Regions from separate parts of the Mus musculus genome. Here region 1 is linked to region 2. Evidence: chromatin loops called from intact Hi-C (ENCODE). Cell type or tissue: heart. All regions are shown on one strand. Links, peaks and the distances in the headings refer to the core of each region. The heading gives the core; the rest is flanking DNA.

The links. Hi-C counts contacts between places; a loop is a spot of excess contacts. Peaks named below come from ENCODE experiments on the same cell type or tissue, not always from the same donor. Only the 100,000 strongest peaks of a DNase experiment are listed, where the experiment ranks them.
Region 1: it touches region 2 in a loop (2.3-fold over the local background); 1 of 42 quality-filtered maps calls a loop at or near these places.

Annotation. Positions count from the first base shown.
Region 1 is chr10:118,755,314-118,761,943 of GRCm38, forward strand. All of the region lies in intron 1 of Gm33439 (a long non-coding RNA gene), which reads left to right. Among named protein-coding and RNA genes, the nearest start is that of Gm33439, 12 kb to the left of the region's middle. In heart, for the core only: no CTCF peak of the experiment used is centred there; a DNase peak (open chromatin) is centred at 3,668.
Region 2 is chr10:118,866,180-118,872,809 of GRCm38, forward strand. Dyrk2 (dual-specificity tyrosine-(Y)-phosphorylation regulated kinase 2) reads right to left here and starts at 2,724. Exons shown (of 3, transcript NM_001014390.2): 1 at 2,542-2,724; 2 at 1,971-2,119. The coding sequence starts at 2,590. It overlaps Gm40777 (a long non-coding RNA gene), which reads left to right and starts at 5,598. Exons shown (of 3, transcript XR_872090.1): 1 at 5,598-6,630. In heart, for the core only: no CTCF peak of the experiment used is centred there; DNase peaks (open chromatin) are centred at 2,342, 2,942, 3,232, 3,722 and 2 weaker places; H3K4me3 peaks cover 2,500 bases; H3K27ac peaks cover 2,500 bases.

The sequences.
Region 1 (6,630 bases), core at 2,393-4,892, 110 kb before region 2:
TGACTCTCCAACCCCAAATCCCAACCTTGAACAGACTTCTCCTCATCCAACGTCTACTAGTTTCCCCTCTTGATAGCAAAAGTACAGCACTCGGGAGGCAGAGGCAGGCTGGTTTCTGAGTTCGAGGCCAGCCTGGTCAACAAAGTGAGTTCCAGGACAGCCAGGGTTATACAGAAAAACCCTGTCTTAAAAAAAACCAAAAAAAAAAAAAAAAAAAAAGTACACTCTGATCTCTTTCCCTGAGCATCTGGATCAATCGCCAAGCTGCCAAGAGTTCTCCGTGCTTTGATACACAATTTGAATCTTGCATTCCACAAAGTCATTTGGATTGCTATTCAGATGTTGTTTGAATAGCTATGAGCCTACAGCATTCCAAATGTAGGCATCTGCCCAATGGCACCAATTGAGGCAGCAAGCCCATGAGAAAGGCATGACTGACTGTTTCTACTGGTCCACAGAAAGCCCGTGTTCATGAGAGTAACCTGCTTAGGCAGCAGTCTATTCACACGCATGCGTGTGTGCACGCACACACATTTTCTATTTGCTGAAAGGTGGCTCCATTTGGCCTGTGGGAGCTCCATCGAAAATTGTTCAGTGGATCAGGTCCACAATCATGGTGAATAGTGGGTGAGAGAGTGTGCTGGCGAAACTCTGAGGGCAAGAATATAAAGAGGAAAAGTAAAGGGTCCCAGGCCTGCCCTCTGGAGTCAAACCCAGTGCCCTGACCAACTTCACCCCAGCCTCTCTCAACACTAAGAAATGCTAGGATCCACTGTGTGCTTATAAAAATGTGATGCTGGGGCAGAACAGCCAGAATGAAAGAATAAAATTTGCACACACACATGTACATACACACATACGTACACATACACACAAAAACACACATACAACATGGACACACGACAAACAGCATACACACATACACACACAACTTGGACACACAACATACACACACATACATACATGCATATTTACCCATACACACATACACACATACACATACATGCATACATATATACATGCACATACATATACACATGTAAATACACATAAACACATACTCACATACACACACATACACATACATGTACATGCACACACACACACATACATGTACATGCACACATACACACAAAAACTCACATATACTCATGCACATACAGATATATACACATACATGTACATGCACATGTGCACATGCACACACATACATACATATAAACACATACCCACATACATACCAACACACAACACATATGTGCACAAATATATACACACATACAAACACATGTTCATTCATGCACATACATGTACACATACACACATACATACACATGAACACACACTGACGGGATGCAAGTCAATGCAAAACTACCAAGTTAATACAGTGGAGAGTGTGTGTATGTGTTCCCTGGCAACATTTTTGTCCTGAGTGGAATAATGAAGGTTTGGCCTGGATCCAAGAGTGGGCAACCAAAGGGAAAGGTAGGCTTTGCGTGCCCCACAGCAGTGATAGCTATGTCTGCTGCTTAGAATCCAGTGCTCGGAGCTCTTTGAATCAGCCTCTCTGGGCTCTCTGAAATTTCCCAAGCCTGTACCCAGGGTAATTGTTCTCATCTTGTCTAAGTGCTAACTGAGTTCTAGAAGTTCTTCATTAATATCATACATATGAAAAATATATGACAAAATTTCCCCCTCCACTGTGACAAACCCTTCCATCTTATCTAAGGCCTCAGGCCACCATTTAATCTAATAGTCTCCCCATCACAAGAGAAGGGAATATAGCTCCTTTTACTTATGTCATGCAAGCTGTGTTCAACTCTGTAAAAGTGGTGCTGGTTTCCATCGAAGGAATTCCTCCTAACCAACAGGCCGGGCAGAGCATAGTCCAGTGGCTGTGGGTGACAGTCCTGTGCTTATCGATCTAGAGAGTCTATAAGCTATGGGGTGGGTGGGTATGGCACACACGCAGAAGGAAAATTCAGGGTTGGGCTGGCCATGTATTCTGACATACACAGGGCCTGGGGTTGATCCCTACAATTAAAATGAAAAGGAGAGAGAGGGGCAGAGGGAGAGACAGAGACAGAGACAGAGGCAGTAGGTCAGGAGCATGACAAAAGGAAGGAAGAGTATGGGGCGGGCACAGCAGAGCAGCCCACGTAACAGACAGGAATCAACACCTTCGTGGAAACTGTGATTTGAGCTGCTGTATCCTCAGCCACAGAAATTATGCTTCTCTCTGAAGTGCTGGTCGAGCACTCTAAATGATACCTTTAGTCCTGGAATTCAGTGTTCCGCTTCCCTGCAGGATGGCAACAGAGACTGGATCCAGAACCTAGTGTCTGATTCTGATTCTCAAGTCACAGAACTGTACATCGTGCAGACCCTTTTTTAAAAACAGCCCGCTATGAGAAGTTGTTGTGCTGATTTAAAATGTTTAGCGAGTAAAAAAAAAAGTTAAATATTTATAAAAAAGGAAAAAAGCTATTGCTCAGGCCTAAGTTGTTGCCATCGGTCGCTTCTATCACCATTTTGTGGTCCTGGTTAAAGGAATATTGCTATAGAAACTGAGTTAGACTCAGGTGGGACCGTAAGCTGGGGAGGAGGCCCTAAACTACAACCTTCAGCTCTCAAGCACCATGTTAGAGACACATTTTCTTCTAAGGCAACAAACACACTGGTGATTAGATTGTGTACTAAACTCTAGTTTTCAGGAAAGCCCCACCCCAGATGCCATGATTCGAAGTCTGGTGAGTAGAGTAGTCCTTTGAAGGGCAGGTCAGACCGACTGAGAAGAGAAACCAGAGTTTGGAAGGCATTGAATCTGTAGCCACCTGTCAGCCAATTCCCTTCCTCCCTTTGGATCTTCAGCTGTGTGGGTATTACCCCTCACCTACCTGCACCAGGGCCTTCTCCTGATGCTGTGAGAAATAACCCCACCCCCCTAAAAAAAAAAAAAGAAAAAAAAGAGAGCGATGTCCAGCCATAGTATCTGGACTCATGCCTTTTATCCCAGCACTTGGGAGGCAGAGGCAGGTGGATCTCTTAGTGTGAGGTCGGGCTGGTCTACTGAGCAGGTTCCAGGACAGCCAAGGAGAGAGAGAGAGAGAGAGAGAGAGAGAGAGAGAGAGAGAGAGAGAGAGAGAGAGAGAGAGAGAGAGAGAGAGAGAGAGAGAGAGAGAAATGTTCCCATACTGATAATGTTGATAGTATGGGGCTCAGCTTACAAACCCAAGGTAGTTATGTTGTTATTATTTTTGTTTGGTTTTTTTTTGAAGTCGGGTATATGTAGCCCAGGCTAGCTTTAGCTTTCAAAGTACTGGGGTTAAGGTATGCCCACTACACTGAACACTGGTAGGATCTTTTTCCAAAGAGTATTTCCATTGAACAGAGGGAAATTCTTCCTGTAGAGGTAGTCACCGTGGTGAGGCTGAAAGTTGGGCTCCTGTGTCGTTATGTCATCTTAGGAAGTCTTTATCGCCTTTCTAGGAAGGAGAGTCTCTACCTGAGAGACTCACGAGTCCACCCTTGGAGCTCCCTCACAGGCTGAGGACGGCTCTTTTCTTTGGCACACACAGTGGCTTTCTTTCTTTGGCATGCACAGAAGCCAGAGTCAGTGCTGGCAACGGCAACCACAACAAACCGGCCACGGCAAGGGCACATGCGCAGTTCTGCCTCACACGTGGGAATTCGGGCCAATTCAAATATTTCCAAAACACCTCTTGCAGCCAAAAGCTCAGCCCTGGGGCAGCCAGGGGCAAGAGCTACAGTTTTCCACCTCGGCCCGTTCTCACGCTGCCCTTTTTGTGAGTGTTCGGAGCAGGCTTATTTAAGATGACCCATGCCTTGGCTCTCCTCTCAGATAATCAACTATGCACAAAGGCTCAATCTTGTAGCTGTGTAGACGGTTGTGATCTGGTTGTAAGTTTTACAGAACCGTCATTGATATTCAGTACCACCAAATACTGCGCATGTGCCTTTGAGCCCACTGTGCCTGGCTCCGAGCGAGCACTGTTTAAAATAAGAAAAGGAGAAGAGGAAATTAATGAATTCAAGGGGCTCAAATGGCCCAGAGATGCTGAGGGCGAGGGCACAGCTAAAGACAAAGAGACTAGTGCAGTTTGGGAACCCATAATGCAAGCATTAAACCAAATCTACAGTGTGTGTGTGTGTGTGTGTGTGTGTGTGTGTGTGTGTGTGTGTAGGCCAGAAGTCAACCTCAGATGTTATTCCTCAAAGCACTATCCCCTTTGGTTTCTGAGACAGGGCCTCTCAGTGGCCTGGAGCTCACGGACTCAGCAAGGTTGGCTAGCCAGTTAGCCCAGGGATCTGCCAGTCCCTGCCTCCCCAACTCTAACATTATAAACACCCACCATCATAGCTTCTAGGTCTTAAGCTCAGACCCCCATGTGTGCACGGCATTCGATTTCCTGACTGAGCTATCTGCCTTGTGCAGATAAAGAAGCTGATGCTGATGGAGAGCAAATGACGTATCCTAGGTAACGCAACCAGCATCAGGGATGCAGGATGCAGAGCCAAAGCCAAGATGGCAGAAAGATACCTCTACTGAAATTCTCACAGTGCATCCACCCATGCAGTCAGTTGCATCTGTATAGTCTGAAATGTGCCAGTCATCCTTGCAAGTTTTATAATCTCACTAAGACTATAAGTTCCCTGAGATCAAAGACTACGGTCTTTACATTGGAGAAGAAATCGAGGGAGCTGGACAGATAGCTCAGTGGTTAAAAGTACTTGCGGCTCCTGTAGAAGACTAGGGTTTAGTGCTAGCACCCAAGGCAGGCAGGTTACAACTTAGACTCCAGCTTCGGGGAGTCTGATGCCCTCTTCTAACCTTTGCAGACTCCTGCACTCCTGTGTGCAACCCTACCACCACACACAAAAAAATAAAAATTAAAAATAAAATCTGTAAGAAGTATAAAAGAGAGGACTTCCGGTTACTAATTATGACATAGATGGTAGTAAGACATGAACTTACTAAAATAAAAAAGAACAGAATCGTCTTCCTTATCCCCCGGGTAAGTAAGGGCCATTTTAAAATGGCGAGTGGCAGGTTGGCCTCAAGTTCCAAAGGAGAGAACTATCATAGAAAGGCTAATTAACTTTCTGAAATAGCTCCATGGAGAATAAAGAGGGCAGTGGAAGCCACCAAGAGCATTCCGAACGTGTCAGTGAGAAATGAGTCCACAAAGAGATAATGTAAATCCATCCAGCTTAGCTCCCAAAGGCCCCAGATTCAAATAACTTCAGAGGCTCGGCGCTTTGATCCTTCTGCTCCTCCCCCTGGGCTTCGAACCTCTACAGTTGCTGGAGGGCAGGAGTCACAGTGGCTCAGCCCTGGCGCACATGTGAGCGGAAGAGCAGATGGCTGTGTGCAATGAGAATCCAATAAGAAAGAAAGAAAGAAAATCAGCAAAATCCTTTAAGCAATGACCCCCAGGCAAAGCCACCAAAGACTGGGGGGTATTCAAAGGTCTAGGTATCCCATGCAGCTTCGAGGAGCATCTTAGGCACGGCCTCAGAGGAAGCTGAAGGAAAAAGCTATCCTCCTAAGAACATTGAATTCTCCACAGCATCTCCTTTGAAAACATTTGCCTTATGAGTGCGGGTCTACCTATCTCTCCTGTGTCCTACAGGTCCTTTTGGCAGTCTATATCCAGGTGTCCAGTCCAGGCCCTATCTACCTTCATAGGAATACAGCATACACATGGAAGTAACACAAGTGCATTAAAAATTAGTGTTAGATGATCCTCAGCAATATCTATCACCAGGCCTTGGGGTTTTCATTCATATATATATATATATATATATATAAAACACACCCTCTAAGAACTATTCTGGAAAGACGCAGGCTTTTTAACATTCGTCTGGCTTCATCTCTGGCTATCATCTCCTGCCAAGGCAGGGCCTTGCCTTTGGACGCCATTCCTCCCCCAGTCCTGTGTCCCAGCCAGCAGGGTCATAGCCAGCAGAACACATCTGTGCTTATGGCCTAGCAAAAGGAGGAGGGACATCCTCCCAAGTGCAGCTTTTATGGAGGCCGCTGCTCCTGCATGAGGGACACAAACGCCTGCCACCAAGTCACTGAAATGTGATTTGCAAGCATCCAGGGCTGGGTGCTGTAGTTGCTGTTTAGAAATTAAAAAAAAAAAATTGTTTGCATCTAATTGCAGTTACCATCTGCCCACAACTTTAACTCTCATCCATATGCCAGTCTGAAACTGCCACAGTAGCCCCAGGTCTCCCTGGCCTTGATGACAGATAAGAGGCCAGCTTCCTGTTTGAATGGTTTGCCTCACCCACGACCACAATCCCAGCCTGTGCATAGTCCACATTTTCAAAGCATGACAGTTGTCTCTTGCAGGATTCTGCAGGAGGGACTAGGAAACAGAAAATTCAGGGGCGGTGGACTTAGCTCCATCGGAAGAGCGCTTGCCTAATACTGTTCCTGAATGCCTGGGTCCAGTCCCCAGCACTGACAAGCCTCCTGCCACGCTTGTATGAACCTGTAAATCCAACACTCATAAAACAGGTGCTGGAAGATCAGATGTTACAGGTAATCCTTGATTGCATAGGGAAATTGAGGCCAGCCTAGGCTAGTGGAGAGGAGCA
Region 2 (6,630 bases), core at 1,952-4,451:
AACACTTTTGAAAATGTGGAATATTGGGACTCTGGATCTGTAAAGGTTCTAGTATTTATAATTAAGCTAATACTGGTTCCCAGAACTAGTAGTCCCAAATAGTACATTAAACGAAGACTCGGGAGGGTGTGTGACTCGGCAATACACATCAGAGTTGCCTCTGGACTCCTGACAGCTCAGTTAACCTGTGGAGTCTGCCTCCTCAGGTAAACACACAGAGGAGCCAGATCAACTCTGTGCTCCTTAATGCCTGATCTGGGAAACCTGCAATGTTACACAAACCAAGTCGAAAGTAACATTTGAAATACAAAGCTTCACTTTCAAAACGGAGCATCCAAGGATGCAGAGTAGCCGAAGTTCACCCTTCAACTACAAACAGCCATGTCACACACAGGTCACAAAGCACAGGCGTCTATCCCGAAATCGCCTTCATGGCCTTTCCTCTCTGATGCCACACAGGCTATTCTGCTAGTGACAACTTCTCCTTCACCCGGTTCCATGACATATTTCAACCGCAAAGAAGTTCTGATCAGGCTAAGGCCATCCTTACAAAAACTGGGAAACCAGAGGCAAACTGAATTATTTCTTTTCCAGTTCACACCATGTAACATGAGCACACCAACACATGGGGGAGGGGGAGCTGGGGGGAGGGGGATGGACGCTGTATTTTCCAAACTGTCAGATGATTCAAAACCAGCCAAAACCACAAAAAATCCAAACCTCTAAAACCAATGGCTGTTCCTTTGTAGGATGCCCTTGTGGCAATCACATCCCTACTAACTGCAGGCTCTCTTTCCCAGCAACAGTACAACCCAGATGAGTTAATTCTGTGTATGTCCAGCCCCTAGGATAGACCCACAAGAAAAACAGAGAGAATAACAAAACATGTCTATGAGATTATCTACCTCTCTTATATGTCTCCATTACAAACAACTAAAGTCCACCTTCTTCTCATCTCCTGTGATAAGCAAGTTTCAGTCACACATGATTCCCCACCCCCCTCCCCCAGAGATGCTCCCTGCAGGCCACAAACCATGGGTGGGTGCTCTCAACCAACTTTCACTTGGTAACAAAATCCTATGCCCTGCAAGCAACCTCACATAGAAACCATCCTAGGTTGCTCACGCTCCCAGAGAGCCTTTGGGAAAGAGACCTTTGAAACCACCACCTTCTGCAAGCGCACACCTCCTCTAGGCTCCAGGTCACCATCCAAAGGCCATCGCTGGGAGCCGAGGAAAGGTACATTCTGAAGTCACATCCAGCTTGCCAGTCTCTACAGCTACCAGTCCCAGGCTCCGCTCTCCTCCCCAGGGACTCAAGGGACAGCCCTTGTCAGGTGCCCTTCCTTTGCCACCTACAAAGCAAAGCCCAGTCTTTCCTTTTGAGCAATATCCACGTTGAGAATCCTGCGGGGGGGGGGGGGTTGTTTTGTTTTGACTACTGCTGTAGCTCTTATTTTTGTTAATGTTAATTACAATTTCTGCTGTGCTCAAACCTGTAGCTCTCATAAAACATGCTTACACACGCGGGGGACAATTGGCGGGTGCTCCCTGCTGGCTGGAGCCAGGCCTCGGAGGCTCTTTGGGGGATCGATTTTCCGGGCAGGGTAGGCTAGCTGTCCCCTAACACATACGTTTCTATAAATATCCACTACCCCTGGGGTTGGGAGTAGATGTTTACCGGGTCGGGGGGGAAGGGAGCTCTGAGAAGCAGAGATGAAAAAAGGGGGAGGGGGCGCAAGGAGGAAGTTCCCAGGAAAAGGAGCCTGGGGTGGGCGAGCACCAGAGGGAAGCAAGGGGCCCACGCCACGAATCTCCTTTGTGGCAGCAGCTCGGGGCTCGCCCAAGTTGCAGAGGGCGGCGTCGAGGACAGGCCCCTGCTAGGGGCGTGGAGATTCGGCCCTCTCTTCCCACAGTCGGAACCCAACAAGCCAGGGGTCTGCCTGGCGCCCACCCGAAGCCAGGTCTCACCGTGTGGGCTGTAGTGGTAGCGTTGCTGGCCCGGAGAGGCGGCAGGGCGATGGGGGAGGGCGGGCCGGTCCCCACTCCGCTTCGGGGAGCCCCCGCGCCGATCCCCGGGGAAGCCTGAAGCTGGCGAACGGCGGTGTCCCCTCCTCGGCCTGGGAGCCACGCGCGGGAGGAGACAAAAGAGGGTCAGGGTGGGGGAAGAGAGCCACCCAGACCCCCCGCCCCCGCCCCGGTGGGCAGCGAACCCCCTCTTCTAGGGAGAAGATGGAAGGAGACACCCGGCCCGGGAAAAGCCGGCGGCGTGCGGGAAACAAGGGGGGTCGGGACGCGACTCCCCAGCGCGCACCCGCCAGCTGCAAAGTTAAGTTCGCGACCCGGCGGGGAGCAGTGCTGGGCCGGAGCTCCGGAGCCCACGTCGCCGGGCCGGGGGAGGGGAGGGCGGGCCACCGAGAAGGCGCAGCGGCGGGGTCGCGCTCCGGATGGCCCTCGCTCGACCCGCCGGGTTCGGGGATCCCGGGGCACCAACGCGCGCAGCCCGCGCCCCACGCCGCCGACAGGGTCCCGGGGCCCTTACCGGTCGGGTAGGCGGCGGGAGCGGCGGCCGAAGGTTTCCTGGTTAACATGGCCGCGGGAGAGGAACGTGCATGGCAGTGCTGCCCTCGCCGCCGGTCCCGCCGCTACTCCTCGCCGCCGCCGCCGCCGCCTCCTGGTCGCCCCTCACGCGGGTCACCCGCGCCTCGTCGCCGCCTCGCTCCCGCTACAGCCAGACACACGCAGTCCGCTGCATCCCCTCGGCCCGGACCCGCCGCCGCGAGCCCCCCGCTCTCCTCCTCGCCGCCGCCGTCCCCCTCGTCCTCGGGCGGCTGCTGTACCCCCCGGCCCGTGCACATGCCTCGCCCTCCCCTGCCGCACCGCTGGCCTCCCCGACTCCCTCACATCGGGGCCGCGGGGAGCGGGTTGCGGCCGCCGGGACCCACTCGCTCGGGAGCCTCCTCCCGGGCCCGCGCGCGTCCGCGCACACTCGCACACACGCTCGCCCCCGCGGCTCGCGCCCGAGAAGGCCAGCCCCGCCCCCGCCGAGGCCCCGCCCCGGACTCCCCCCACCCCCCACCCCCGGCCCCAGCCACACAGGCTGGCGGCCACCCCACCCCCACCCGCCACCCCGGGAGTCCCACCCCCTCCGATCTTCCGCAGAGCCGCCCTCCGCTCCCAGGAAAACTGCGACTCCGGCTCGCCCTGTGCCTCCCCTACGGCCATCTGCCCTCTACCCGGGTCCCCCTCGCCCCTGCGACGCCCCTCCCGGCACTACCGCGCAACCTACCGCGGCCGGCCTCCTCCCGAAATTGCTGCAGAGACCACTCCCTCTTCCATCACGCCCCTAAACACCGCTCCTAATGGCTGCTCCCAGACAATACTGCGGCCCCCCACCCCTGGCCCCGACCCTAGTCCCTGTCCCTGTCCCAGTGGCCCAGCCAGCCCCTCTCCCCAGTTTATCATGGAGAGAACTTAGTTGTATGAGGGTCACCTCGGAAAGTCAGGCTCCGAGGAGGGACTGCGGCTGAGCCTGGTGACCCAAGCATGGACGAAGGAAGGGGCTGCCCTTCCACCTTCATTTCAGCCACGCACGCCCTCCCTGATTCACTGACACCGAGTGACCGCTGCCCTCCAGTCGCTAGGACAAGGGGAGGCAGACAGGCGCCTGTGGACCGCAGCTGAGGTAGCAGTTGGCTGTGGGTTGCTAGGCAAAAATAAACATCAGAGACACCTCCCATTTCCTTACAACTCCAAGCCTTTCCCCGGCGCGGCGCGGCCACTGAGACAGACACACCTTCCTTTCAGCTCTCTGCTGCACTGGTGCGACACCTCTGATTCCTCACATCCTCGGAGGAAAAGATTCCTTTTCCCTTTCCCTTCCCAGACACGTGGAGAATTTCCCCGCCCTTTTCATTTGTGGTCTATAGCCTCTGTTTCCCAGAAAGAACAAAAATTTTCTTCTCTGTCGTCGCACACCTTATGCTTTGTCGCGCGTGGCACACTTGTGCACCTTTGTCCACTTGGACAGCCAGGTGTGGAGGGAAAGCTTCAAAAAATCCCAGCAGATAGGGAAGAAAGTTGGACCGCATCCAGGCATGCACTTCCTTCCTGGGAGGTGCCTAATTTCTGAAGTGCTCCTGGAGTCCCGGGTCCATTTTTTACTGTCCTGTTCATTGTGTCTGTCCCCAGGTCCCCGAGAGTGCTGGCCCCAGCTAGAGCAGACTTCAGTCCAGAGGGAGCTACCTCCTGCTGTTCTGTGGGCTCTGCTGTTTGCAAATTGTCATAGCAACCTCCTACAAAGATCACCTCAGCTTTATCCAAATGCCAAAGGGACCGGCCCACATTACAGTGTGACCCTCTAGGGCGCCTACAGAGTAATAAGAGGAGGGCACACTCCACCCTCGAAGAGAATGAGAGACAGAGACAGACAGAGAGGAGAGAGGCAAGCAGACAGGCAGAGACACACAGAGAGACAGAGACAGACTAATTTCCTTCCGTTTGGGGGTCCTTTTACAAGAAAATAGGGCCACGGTACAATATTAATAATCGGCTCATGCCATGACCTAAATTGCCCCTAGCAAGAAATCCCTCCCTGCGCTTATCGCCTGCAAACTCACTCGGGAAGGCTGGAGTAGCATTCAGAATTAACCAACAGAAAGGGGATACTAAGGAGCAGCTACATGGCTACAATGTATCTGAGATCCTCGGAGTGGTCTCGCTATTGCTATGCTCGCAGCCTGTGCGCTTTCAAGAAAATTCAGGCAGTTTTCCCCCTTACTCTTTCTAAACAATTATCTCCTTCCCATCTTATTTTTTGAATACTCCATACGACTGATGTTTGAAAAGAATACTGTTCTTAAATATCAATTCCAGTATCAACTTATTTCAAATACCATTGCTTCAAAATTAAATAAATAATAAGAAAAATCATAAATAAGAATACTAATAGTACAGGTACATTCTAGCTCTGTTTCCAAATTAATAATATTAATAGAATAAAAATAAGGGAAAATGAACACTTTTTTTACAAAGAAAATTATTTGCTTTAATTAAAGAAAAGGGTATGTGTCTCATTTAGTGAACTTTAGATAAAATACCTTTTACTCTATGACAATTTCATAATGCAAACTATATATTGATCATATCTACCCCCAACTCTCTCTGCCCACTCCCCTCTCCCACACCCTATCCCAACTCTCTCTCATGACCCCACCCCCAGCCTCCAGCAACTGCCAACATCTTTCTCCCCTTCCCCTCCCCCCTCCCCCCTCCTCCCCCTCCTTCTTGACCTTTTCATTGTGCTTTGGTTTTCTAGAGCCCACTGGGTCTAACTAGCTCTGTCAGGTTGCTGACTGTTTGGTTTCATCTTGCAATGGTGACATGGCTCCTGTGAGTTCTTGTGTGCAATGGCTATGTCATGTCCTGAAGGTAGTGTCTGTTCCCTCTCCCTGTTCTGTCTTTCAAACCCAGGGTTTGGAAGATGGAAGATCACAGCTCTCTGTCTCTCTCTGTCTCTCTGTCTCTGTCTCTCTCTGTCTCTGTCTCTGTCTCTCTCTGTGTCTCTCTCTCTCTCTCTCTCTCTCTGACTCTCCTCTGTCTCTGTCCCTCTCTGACTCTCTGTCTCTCTAACACATACACAAATGCACACGTGCGTGTACATTTCAATTCTCATTGAACTAAATAAACACTATGAGATATTAGAAACCATGTAAATGTGAGACATGGTCTAAGTTTTCAAGGAGCGCCTAAAACAGACAAGAAAAGTCACCTTTAACAAACACATGGATTACAAACTAAAGACATTCCCTGTCTCTCAAACCCACTCTCTACTCTTCCACCCACTCCCTACTGCAGGAGCCTGAGACAGCAGCAACTGTTCTCTTGCCCACTGGTTACCAGTAGATTGGATAAGCAAACACTACTAGGCAGAGATCGAAAGGCCCGAGGACAATGAAGTCAGCCTCTATCGCTGGCTCTTCCTAAGACATTCCACCACAAGTTAGTAGTCATCTTCCATGAGATTTCTTCCACATGCTAGGCATGGAACCCAAGGCCTCATATAGGTCCAGCTAGAGTGTTACCACTAAGCTACATCCCAGCCTGGATGTGCCTGTGACTGAAGATATCAGCTCCTGTTGGACAGGCCTCTTCCATAGATGTCCATTTTCCCTCAGAGTTTTGGAATCCATCCCATCCTCCTGTCCCCTGAAGCCCAGTGGTAGCAAGGATTTCCTGCTATCACCATCTTCAGGGCTCTTGATTTCTCTTTATCAGTTTGTCCAACCCTATCTTCTGCGGCGAATCCTTCAATTAAGCTGCACAATGTTTTGTTACACCATGTTCTGTCTGATACTGAGAGTGACTCATACAGTTCCTGGTTTGGGATTTTTTTTTCTCAGCTTTATGAGGGTGCAAAAGTAATATGAATTCAATGGAAACTGAACTTTGAACTCTTTTTTTTCTTAAAAAATATTTTCCCAGGATGGTGATATGAGGAGTCATTTTCTCAGCAGAATGTGTGACAGCACTGAGCCACAGCTCCAAAGAAGCCATGAGATCTCAAGAGGCAACCACGGATAACTCTACAAGGCTCAGCTAGGCTGAGTTATTGGGGGTGTCCTAGATTAGT